Linked DNA regions of Homo sapiens: region 1 is linked to region 2. The links are chromatin contacts, found by Hi-C or POLR2A ChIA-PET in ENCODE. All regions are on one chromosome and are shown on one strand. The core of a region is the stretch at or near the end of the contact, and the rest is flanking DNA. Distances in the headings are between cores, read along the strand shown. Region 1 overlaps PDIA6 (protein disulfide isomerase family A member 6). Region 2 overlaps ATP6V1C2 (ATPase H+ transporting V1 subunit C2).

Region 1 (5,410 bases), core at 1,606-4,105, 45 kb after region 2:
ACTAAAATCACAAAAATTAGCCGGGCATGGTGGCGTGCGCCTGTAGTCCCAGCTACGCAGGAGGCTAAGGCAGGAGGATCTTTTGAACCCGGGAGGCGGAGGTTGCAGTAAGCCGAGATTGTGCCACTGCACTCCACCCTGGGCAAGAGAGTGAGACTCTGTCTCAAAAAAAAAAAAAAAGGATAAAATAGGAAAGAGATACACTGTTTTGAAAATGTGCCTAGATCCAGTCCTTAACTCAGAAGAGGAGAAGGAAACAATTCTATTTCCCCTTTCTCACCCAGCCTTCAAGTTCACAGTAGAATTCAGGTGCACTACTCCTTATGTGTCTGCCTGCTAACCTGGCACTCCAATCACCATGTAAAACATGATTCCTATGAGAAAAATGCATGCTGTGCTGACAGCCCTTCATTCCTTCTTTTCCTCCCATGATAAAGTTTTCACATCCTGAATAAAAACATATAGCAGAGCAGGCCGGGTGCGGTGGCTTACACCTGTAATCCCAGGACTTTGGGAGGTGGAGGCAGGTGGATCACTTGAGGTCAGGAGTTTTGAGACCAGCCTAGACAACATGGTGAAACCCTGACCCTACTAAAAATACAAAAATTAGCTGGGTGTGGTGGCGGGCGCCTATAATCCCAGCTACTTGGGAGGCTGAGGCAGGAGGGAAAAAAAAAAAAAACATATAGCAGAGCAAACATAGAACACAGCTTACAAAAACACGGGGGAACCACTCTCAAGAAAGCCTATAATCAGCTGTTCAGATGACACTCAGACAGTAAGCTCAGTAACTTACCCCCACATTTTCTTTTTGTATTTGTCTGCCAACTTCAGAAGAACTTCCAGATAAGAATTTCTGCCTGCAGCTCCTGATTTAAATAGACAAAGTTTTTTAAAGGTAAAGATAAAGGAGTCCATAAAATTAATCCATTTAGAAAGTATTCTCAGAGCATCTAGCATAGAACAGCTAAGGGAAATCATTTCCGTCTGTCTTACCAGTATCAAGGATATGGGGCAGCACAGCCACAACACAGAGCTGGTGCTCCTCACACGTCCTCTTGGCAATGTCCTCGTTGATAATCTGTGGGACCCAAAAGACAAGGGACAATCAGGAGGCTGCATGATACAACACCTAAAGGTAAGCTGGCAAACAAGACCTTCGCACCGTCACTTTCATTGAAAACATTTCTCCCACGACTACTTCCTCGTATGGAAACACCTGGAGGCATGTTCTCTAAGAGGAGATTTTTCTGCTACTGATTCTTAAGCCTGTGGAAGCTGTGGTGGTGGAGGTGGGGTGATTAGCACACATACAAACATCTCTGAAATCGCAATGCCTGGACACAGCCTGGCTCTGCCACTTACTTGTTTAAATAGATTATACTTACATGTATTATATGTCTTATATGTTTATACACACTTGAGGCTCTGTGCCTCAATTTCCCCATATATAAAATGGAGATTAAAAACAGTATCTACCTCTCAGTGTTCATGTGAGAATTAAATGAAAACAAAACAAAACAAAACAAAACTATACAAAGACACCAGAACGGTGCCTGTTACATGATTAGTACTTGATAAATGTTCTATTACTTTGAGAATGATAAGCAAGAGTGATTGAATACACTCTATCTTTAAGAAGCTCGTATTTCTGTTCAGTGTAATTATTCTAATGCTAAAAGTTATGAAAAGCAATTTATCAGACTTTTTTTCCATTTCAAAGTATAGAAACCACTTTAAAGAGAGTATCTTTAAGGGCATAAAATGAACAGTGTGTCACACTGCTTTAACATTCCTCACCATCAGCTAAAAAAGCTTTCTGGACTACAAGCAGTTGAAGTGGTTTACCTCAAGCAGCTCAGGAGGTGGGGCGTTATCAGAAAACAAATCAAGGGCCCGGGACACGATGTCGGATCTTGTCCGCCCACCGTCATAATCCACAGGAGACTCGCCTTTCTGAAATATCTTGATTGTAGGAAATCCTCTAATCTATTAAAAAAAGGTCAGAGGATAAAATCCAATTAACACTTAATGCAAAATAACACAATCTTTACAGTTTCTAAAACCACCTTATAGGTAATTTTTTTTTTTTTTTTTTGAAGCAGTCTCACTCTGTTGCCCAGGCTGGAGAGCACAGGTGCAATCTCAGCTCACTGCAACCTCTGCCTCCTGGGTTCAAGCAATTCTCCTACTTCAGCCTCCTGAGTAGCTGGGACTGCAGGCACACACCACCACACCCGGCTAATATTTGTATTTTTAATAGAGACGGGGTTTCACCATGTTGGCCAGGCTGGTTTTGAAATCCTGGCCTCAAGTGATCCTTGGCCTCCCAAAGTGTTGGGATTACAGGTGTGAGCCACCACTCTGGCCTTATAGGTAATTTAATGTAACAAAACTGTTCTCCAGACTGCACAGATTTCAAAGGAATGACTCACAGAGGTCAATTATCAATCAGGGAGTTTTAACAGTCTGTGAAGTTTAGCCAATCATATTCAAGCCCTGGTATATAATTAACACAAAGTACCTGCCCTAGAACAAATGGACCAACTCACAACAGCCATATGAGCAACTTGAATAAGTCTGGGCAAGCTGAAACCTCACATTAAGTATATACCAGAAGCAGTGTGACATTAGGGGGAAAAGTTGACAGTCCTGAGTTTCAGACTTGTTAGTTATGACAATAAAGTGACTTTATCTCTTCACTTACAAAATGGTTTAAACATCTCCTTTACTACCTCATAGGGAGGCCTGGAGTATTGGAAGAAGTAACGAAACACCATGTATTTCACAATGAAATGAGCCTTATAAGTATACTCACCCCGTATCGGGAGGCCAGAACCTGATTGACTGTAGCATCCACAGCTGCCAGTTTCACTTTTCCTTTCGTCTGCTCTTTTACTTCTGAAGCTGCGGCAGCCCACTCTGGCTCTAGGCTATAGAAAAATATTCGTTTTGTTTTGTTTCTTTGAGACACAGTCTCTCTCTGTTGCCCAGGCTGGAGTGCAGTGGTGCAATCATGGCTCCCTGCAGCCTCAATCTCCTGGGCTCAGGTGATCTCATTTCAGCCTCCAACATAGCTGGGACTACAGGTGTGTGCCACCACCCACTGTTAATTTCTACATTTTTAGTAGAGATAGGGTTTCCCCATGTTGCCCAGGCTGGTCTCAAACTCCTGGCCTCAAGTGATCCACCTCACCAGGCCAAATACTTGCATTTTAACTTGCAGCCCAAACACCTTTCTTTTCTTTTCTTTTTTTTTTTAAGACAGAGTCTCCTTCTATTATCCAGGATGGAGCGCAGTGGTGTGAGCTTGGCTCACTGTAGCCTCTGCCTCCCACAATCAAGAGATTCTTGCACCTCAACCTCCCAAGTAGCTGGGACTACAGGCACACGCCACCACACCCAGCCAATTTTTTTGTATTTTTAGTAGACATGGGGTTTTGCTATGTTGCCCAGGCTGGTCTCAAAGTCCTGACCTCAAGTGATCCGCCTGCCTCGGCCTCCCAAAGAGCTAGGATTACAGGTGTGAGCCACCATGCCTAGCCTATACTTTTTAACTGATCTGTGCATTTCTGCCCAATCCCCAATTATGTCACACCTAGAAAACATTTTGTGTGTGGCTTTACTAAAGATACAATGCTACCCTTCACATGAGCTTCCCATTCCACCACTGCCCCTAAATCCAGACATGAGCCAGTCCCTTGTTAATCTTTGGCAATAGGAGAGTGGAAGCTCTTGGCGCTAATGTCAATGTTTAATATTCACTTAGAGTCAGAGTTTTGCTGGAAGAGATCTTAGTGGTGATCTATTATCTACTTCAGCTCTTTCAAAATAAGCTAATGAATGTACTGAAAACACTGTGAATGAACAGACTACTTAGTAGAAGGCACTTACTTTTTGCAGTGTCCACACCAAGGAGCATAGAACTCAACCATCCAAACATCTTCACTGTCCAGAACATTCTTATCAAAGCTGTCGTCTGTCAGCTCAATCACATCCTTCTTACTTGAACTATCACTTCTGCCCTGTCATTTATGACATTAAACATCAAACAATTGGGCCAAGAAGAACACTTTTCCTGTTTTAAATAATAACACTACTGCTACATCTTAACAAAGTTTTAGGGTTTTTCTTTAGTGAATAAAATAGTGAAAACGGTTGTATTCAAATTGGGTACATTCCTCAGCACTGTAATTTTTGCTTGGCAAATAGTCTTTTACTTTCAAGTAATTATCAATACATTCAGTACAACACATAACCTGTACCTGAATGCTGTCACCAGCTATTTTTAGAGAGAAACCTCAACATGGCTCAAAAAACCACCTGAACAACACTGTTCTAATTCAGACTCAAGTACAGCTGCTGCTTCATCCTAGGATGTTATGTTACATCTTTCATAGACAAAGTCCCTACCAGTCAACAGAGCTAAAAATAACACTTAATCCTTTTCTTTTTTCGAAGAATGTTCTTCAGTACTAAATCTAAGAAGCAGTCAGCATTGCTTTCTGTTGCCAGGCAGGGTGCAGGGGGCCAGGCAACTATGCTCATTAAATGTCTAAGTTTAAAATAAAAGGCAAGAGCATGAAATCTCTGGGTAAGCTCTGAGCCTGTATAAAGAAGCTAGTGTAACTGGTCTCCTAAAAGTAAAAGCCCATTTAATATTGATAGATCTTCAAGTTTGTCTTTTCACAAGAACATCAGTGTAAGCTTCACATTTCACATAAGGGCATCTAAAACACCAATCTGCTCCTCTCTCTCTCTCTTCTTCCCTATCCATTTGTGTAGAATTTTCCATGGATTTGGGGCTGACTGCCACAGATACAGGCCAAGAGGTAATCCAATCTCATCACGGTTTGCCAAAGCCTACCTAGAGGAAAACCCGTCCATCCCATCCCCACTCTGGACCTACAAGTGCCATGGGATGCCAGCACGTGGCTCCTGGGCCTGGTACTTGGACTGCAGGTGTGGCAAGAGGCCCTGGGACTGACTGGCTTTGGCAACAGCAATTCTGAGGAGGCCAAATGAGCAGGCTGGAGGGCTGGTTCCCTCTGGGATCGGTGGATCCAATCCTCTATTATTCTTTAATTGAGAGTTCACCACTTTAACATACTGTTAAAAAACAACTATCTTATACAAGGTATCCACTCTGGCTTCAAAATTATGACACATTAAAAACTGACATTTTATGGTCTTACTTGTTTTCCAGAACTGTATCCTCCGCTCCGTCCCCCGAGGCGATCCTTCACGAGCTGGCGCAGAGCACTCAGCGCAGCATCTACAATGGCTTCACCAGTTCTGCCACCTACAGGAGACGGAAGGTAGGCGGTCCTCAGCCCGGCCTTCAGCAAGTGCCTCATCTGGCCCGGCCCAAGACTGTGTCTTTACCTCACTGTCGGCTTCACCAGGTGTG
Region 2 (6,210 bases), core at 1,605-4,104:
TACAGACCTGCCACAGGCAGATTTGTGAAGCTCCTGGGCGGCCCCTTCTCGCCTGATCCCCCACCGCAGCTTGCCCGTGTCTGGAGGCTGCCTGCCCAGCACCCAAAGGCCTCCAGTCCCTACCTGCCCTGCCTCACACCTGGGCAATGCCCCCCACTCCTCCCACTCCATCTTACCCAATTTCTTCCCTTGGGGATTCCCCAGATGACTATCGAGGTAAGGGGCTGGGCCTGAGTAGCACGCCTCTGTCTTACTCCTTTATTTACTCACTGCTTTGTCTATTTGAATTACCATGATTGACTTTTTGTTTTTTGAAACAGGGTCTCACTCTGTTGCCCAGGCTGGACTGCAGTGATTCAATCACTCCTCACTGCAACCAGCCTCACCCTCCTGAGTTGCTGGGACTACAGGCACACCCCACTACCCATGGCTAATATTTATTTATATATATATTTATTTATTTGGTAGATACAGGGTCTCGCTATGTTGCTCAAGCTGATCTCGAACTCCTGGGCTCAAGTGATCCTCCTGTCTTGGCCTCCCAAAGTGCTGGGATTACAGGTGTGAGCCACCACACCTGATCTCATTCTGTTTTAGAGACTTCTTGGTGGTCCATTATATCAGATGGGTCCCTAGTTGACAAACATTGAAATGGCTTCCTGTCTTTTGTAATTACAAACCATTCTGCCACAAAATATGGTGTTTGTAGCACATGAGCCAGTATAGCAGAAGAATACATTTCTGGAAGTTCAATGGCTCACACCTGTAATCCCAGCACTAGGGAGGCCAAGGCAGAAGGATGGCTTGAGCCCAGGAGTTGGAAACTAGCTTAGGCACCATAGGGACGCCCTGTCTGTACAAATAATAATAATAATAAATTAGACCGGGCGAGGTGGCTCACGCCTGTAATCCCAGCACTTTGGGAGGCCGAGGTGGGTGGATCACTTGAGGTCAGGAGCTCAAGACCAGCCTGGCTAACATGGTGAAACCCCATCTTTACTAAAAATACAAAAATTAGCCAGGCATGATGGCGGGCACCTATAATCCCAGCTACTCGAGAGGCTGAGGCAGGAGAATAGCTGGAACCCGGAGGCGGAGGTTGCAGTGAGCCAAGATTGTACCACTGCACCCTAGCCTGGGCAACAGCGAGATTCAGTCTCAAAAAAAAAAAAAAAATAATAATAATAAATAAATAAATAAATAAATAAAATTTAACCAGGCATGGTGGTGTGTGCCTGCAGTCCCAGCTACCTGGGAGGCTAAGGTAGGAAGGTCCCTTGAGCACAGGAGTTTGAGGCTGCAGCGGGCCATGTAACGCCATTGCACTGCAGCCTGGGTGACAGAGTGCGACCCTGTCTCGAAGGAAACAATACAGCTTTTTTAGAATTTGTCTAGGAGGTTTTCTGGTTTTCACCAGAACCAACCCTTGCCTGCAAATGTTTGATAGATACTCTAAAATTACTCTCTAGTGAGGCTGTACCAATCAACACCTCATCTCAGCAGTGCGTTGATGCTCCTGTTTCCCCAAGGACTGCCAATGCTGTATTAGGAGTTTTCTTTATACACTGAACTAATTGGTGTAAAAGATATTCCTGTGCAAGTGAGGTTGAGCTTTCTTCCTCACGCTTATGAGCTATTTGTTGATGCTCTTCTGTGAACCTATAGACGAGCATTTGACCAGGCCTCCTCACCTTTAATGCTGCAGATGTTTAACTTGGGGAAATTCTAGTATCTGACACTTGAACTACGTAAGGGGAAATTCTAGTATCTGACACTTGAACTACATAAACAGGTCTCACTGTTACAATAATTGTCCCCATGCTTGATGGGTTTTTTTTTCTCTTTTTCTTTTTTTTTTTTTTTTTTGAGACAGAGTCTCACTCTGTTGCCAGGCTGGAGTGCAGTGGCGTGATCTCGGCTCACTGCAACCTCTGCCTCCTGGGTTCAAGCAATTCTCCTGCCTCTGCCTCCCGAGTAGCTGGGACTACAGGCGTGCGCCACCACGCCCAGCTGATTTTTTTGTATTTTTTGTAGAGATGGGGTTTCACCATGTTGGCCAGGATGGCCTCAATCTCTTGACCTCGTGATCTGCCCGCCTCAGCCTCCCAAAGTGCTGGGATTACAAGCATGAGCCATCGCACCCGGCCTATTTTTAAGAATATGGGTTTATTACTTTAAAATGTATTTTTATCATTTATTACCATTTGTTTATTTATTTTCTTTTTTTTTTTTTTTTTTCTGAGACGGAATTTCATTCCTGTTGCCCAGGCTGGAGTGCAATGGCACAATCTCGGTTCATTGCAACCTTGCCTCCCGGGTTCAAGCAATTCTCCTGCCTCAGCCTCCCGAGTATCTGGATGCCTGCCACCACACCCAGCTAATTTTTTTGTATTTTTAGGAGAGATGGGGTTTCACCATGTTGGCCAGGCTCGTCTCAAACTCTTGACCTCAGGTGATCCACCCACCTCAACCTCCCAAAGTGCAGGGATTATAGGCATGAGCCACTGTGCCCAGCCTATTTGTTACCTTTTTAACCGTTTTTTTTTTTCTTTAGACAGAGTCTCACTCTGTCGCCCAGGCTGGAGTGCAGTGGCACCATCTCAACTCACTGCAACCTCCACCTCCCTGATTCAAGTGATTCTCCTGCCTCAGCCTCCCAAGTAGCTGGGACTACACACCCTGGTAATTTTTGTATTTTAAGTAGAGACGGGTTTTCACCATGTTGGCCAGGCTGGTCTCAAATTCCTGATCTCAAGTGATCCACCTACCTCTGCCTCCTAAAGTGCTGGGTTTACAGGCATGAGCCACCACGCCCGGCCAACCATTTTTAAGTGTACAGTTCAGTGGCGTTAAGTACGTTCACACTGCTGTTACAACCGTCACCACCCTCCACCCACAGGACTTTTTCCATTTTGAAGAACTGAAACTGTATTCATTAAACAGTGACTCCTCCTTTCCTCCTCCCCCAGGCCCTGGCAACTACCTTTCTACTTTCTCTCTGTATGAATTAGGCTATTTTACGTACCTCCTATGAATGAAATCATATAGTGTTTGACCTTTTCTGCCTGGCTTATTTTACTCAGCATGATGTCTTCAATGTCTTACAGCATGTCAGAATTCCCTTCCTTTTAAGGCTGACTAGTGCCGCATCGTATGGACACACCACATTCTATGTATCCACTCAGCTATTGATGGATGCTTGGGTCGCTCCCACCTTTTGGTTATTTTTGTTTGTTTGTTTTTGAGATGGAGTTTGTGACCTCCACCTCCTGGGTTTAAGCAATTCTCCTGCCTCAGCCTCCCGAGTAGCTGGAACTACAGGTGTGTGCCACCACACCCGGCTAATTTTTGTATTTTTAGTAGAGATGAGGTTTCACCATGTGGGCCAGGCTGTTCTCAAACTCCTGACCTCAAGTGATCTGCCCACCTTGGCCTCCCAACATGCTGGGATTACAGGTGTGAGCCACTGAGCCCAGCCTTGGCTATTGTTAATAATGCCGCTATGTTTATTTTTATTAGTTATTTATTATTTATTTTGTTATGATTTACTATTTTATTTTCAGTTTCTCTTATTTCCTTTTTTTTTTCTTCTTCTTTTTTCTTTTTTTTGAGACAGAGTCTCCCTCTGTCACCCATGCTGGAATGCAGGGGCCCAATCTCAGTCCACTGCAACCTCCACCTCCCAGGTTCAAGCAATTCTCGTGCCTCAGCCTCCGAAGTAGCTGGGATTACAGGCGCCCACCAGCACGCCAGGCTAGTTTCTGTATTTTTAGTGAGATGTGGTTTCACCATGTCGACCAGGATGATCTTGATCTCTTGACCTCATGATCCACCCGCCTCGGCCTTCCAAAGTGCTGGGGTTACAGACATGAGCCACCCCGCCCAACCGTAGTTTCTTTTATTTTCTATTTGCAAAAGTAATATGTTTTTAACAAATTAAAACATAGCATTACATAAATTCATGGAAATTGCAGGTCTCCATTCTTGTATCCATGAAGATAATAGCCAGTGTCAACAGTTTGGTTTCTTTTCTTTTAGGATTCTTATTTAGGTATATACTGACATAATTTTTTAAGTGGGGTTATATGCTTTACATGCCTAAATGCTTTATTTTGAACCAATTTCAAGTTTCCAGAAAATATGAAAGACAATGAAAAGAATTCTCAGCCAGGTGCGGTGGCTTGCGCCTGCAATCCCAGCGCTTTGGGAGGCCAGGGCAGGTGGATCACTTGAGGTTGTGAGTTCCAGACCAGCCTGACCAACATGAAGAAACCCCGCCTCTACTAAAAATACAAAATTAGCCAGTCATGGTGGTGCATGCCTGTAATCCCAGCTACTCGGGAGGCTGAGGCAGGAGAATTGCTTGAACCCGGGAGGTGGAGGTTGCAGTGAGCCGAGATCACACCATTGCACTCAAGCTTGGGCAACAAGAGTGAAACTCAGTCTCAAAAAAAGAAAGAAAAAAAAGAAAAGAATTCTCATACTTTTCATATACTTTTACCACATCTGCTTTCTCTCTGTTTTTGTCTCTGCTTCTGTCTTTTCTGTCTCTCTTTCTGAACTCTGAACTTCTTCAACAGTAAGTTACAGACATGATATTCCTTTACCTCTAAAAACTTTAGGGTGTATTTCTTAAAAATAAGGACATCCTCTTATATAACTTTAGTATGATGATCAAAATCAGGAATGCAATACTGGTACTCGGTCTACAGATTTCACTTGGATATCACCGCTTGTCTCAATAGTGTGCTTTCTAAGCTGGGGACAGTGGCACATTTCTGTAGTCTCAGCTACTCAGAAGGCTGAGGTGGGAGGATCACTTAAGGCCAGGAGTTTGAGACCAGTCTGGACCACACAGCAAGACACCATCTCTTTGAAACAAAAAAAAAAAGCACACTTTCTACCAAAATAAAATGTCATATTTTCTCAGATAATAATAAAAACTGAGATGGCTTCCTGTCTTCTGTCATAAATTGTCATGTCTCTTTAGCCTTATTTAAACTGGAACACTTATACAGACTTTTTGACTTTTTTTTTCTTTTTCTTTTTCTTTTTTTGAGATGGTGTCTCGCTTTGTTACCCAGGCTGGAGTGCAGTGGCACAATCTTGGCTCACTGCAACCTCTGCCTCCCAGGCTCAAGCAATTTTCCTGCCTCAGCCTCAAAGCTTTCCAGCCTAAACCTGGAAGAGTTTAGGGTTTAGAGTAGCTGGTATTACAGGCATGCACCACTACGCCCGGCTAATTTTTGTATTTTTAGTAGAGATGGGGTTTAGCCATGTTGGCCTGGGTGGTCTCGAACTCCTGACCTCGTGGTCCACTTGCCTTGGCCTCCCAAAGTGCTGGGATTACAGGTGTGAGCCACTGCACCCAGTCTTTTTGACCTTGATGGCTCTGAGTTTTTTAAGTGTTTAGGTCAGTTATTTTGTAATATGCTCCTTAATTTGAACTCGTGCTGCTTCCTCATGGCTAGACGGAGGTTATGCAGTTTTGGCAAAACACTGCACAAGTGATGTTGTTTTCCTCAGTGCGTTGCAGGAGGCACACAGCATTGGTCTTTTCCATGTGTATGATGTTAACTTTGGTCACTTGACTAAGGCAGTATCTGCTTAAATTTTTTTTTTTAAACAAGGTAAAAGATACAGTGAAATGTACTCATCTTAAGTGAACAGGCTGGAGAGTTTAGACAAATAAGTATCATCCATCAGTGTAACCAACATCCCAATCAAGGTCTTTATATATTGTTTACAGTGCTTTTTTAATTAAAAATATGGTTTGTCCATCTTTTATGGGTTAATATAAATTTTTTTCCTGGCATTTTACATAAAGCTGCCAGAGTTTACTTTAGACAAACATGGAAGAGCTAATTTCCATGGGCCTTGGAGAAGTGTAGATTTATGATCAATTTCTGCTTCTACCCTAGTTTACTGTGTAGGGTGACCTTTAGCTCTCTGAGTCTTAATTTTTTTCATCTCTAAAATGGGAATGTCACTTAGCTCAAAACTTTTTCTCAAGAATGGAGTCTTCTGGCTGGACACGGTGGCACATGCCTGTAATCCCAGCACTTTGGGCGGCCGAGTGGGTGGATTGCCTGAGGTCAGGAGTTCAAGACCAGCCTGGCCAACATGGTGACACCCTGTCTCTACTAAAAATACAAAAACTTAGCTGAGCATGGTGGCAGACACCTGTAATCCCAGCTACCAGGGAAGCTG

What was found. A loop is a pair of places that touch in the nucleus more often than their neighbours do. ChIA-PET counts read pairs that join two places held with the same protein, here RNA polymerase II (POLR2A). Pooled maps may share reads with other maps.
Region 1: a loop to region 2 is called in a map of astrocyte of the cerebellum, with 7 times the contacts of the local background. The contact joins two enhancer-like sites. A Hi-C loop is called at or near these places in 2 of 168 maps with a recorded cell type or tissue (GM12878 and astrocyte of the cerebellum), 10 of 37 single-sample maps with no recorded cell type and 10 of 50 pooled maps. POLR2A ChIA-PET finds 5 or more read pairs at or near these places in 6 of 52 experiments (A549, IMR-90, PC-9 and 3 more).

Annotation. Positions count from the first base shown.
Region 1 is chr2:10,787,901-10,793,310 of GRCh38, forward strand. It overlaps PDIA6 (protein disulfide isomerase family A member 6), which reads right to left. Exons shown (of 13, transcript NM_005742.4): 5 at 5,196-5,302; 6 at 3,895-4,025; 7 at 2,819-2,933; 8 at 1,849-1,989; 9 at 997-1,081; 10 at 797-869. Among named protein-coding and RNA genes, the nearest start is that of PDIA6, 22 kb to the right of the region's middle. Within about 2 kb of position 2,856, at least 6 of the 41 ENCODE cell types and tissues checked have a DNase peak (open chromatin) inside an H3K27ac peak, as active enhancers do.
Region 2 is chr2:10,742,822-10,749,031 of GRCh38, forward strand. The region is part of intron 3 of ATP6V1C2 (ATPase H+ transporting V1 subunit C2); the gene reads left to right. It also overlaps the pseudogene RNU7-138P. Among named protein-coding and RNA genes, the nearest start is that of ATP6V1C2, 24 kb to the left of the region's middle. RefSeq lists an enhancer at 2,687-2,746. Within about 2 kb of position 2,855, at least 5 of the 41 ENCODE cell types and tissues checked have a DNase peak (open chromatin) inside an H3K27ac peak, as active enhancers do.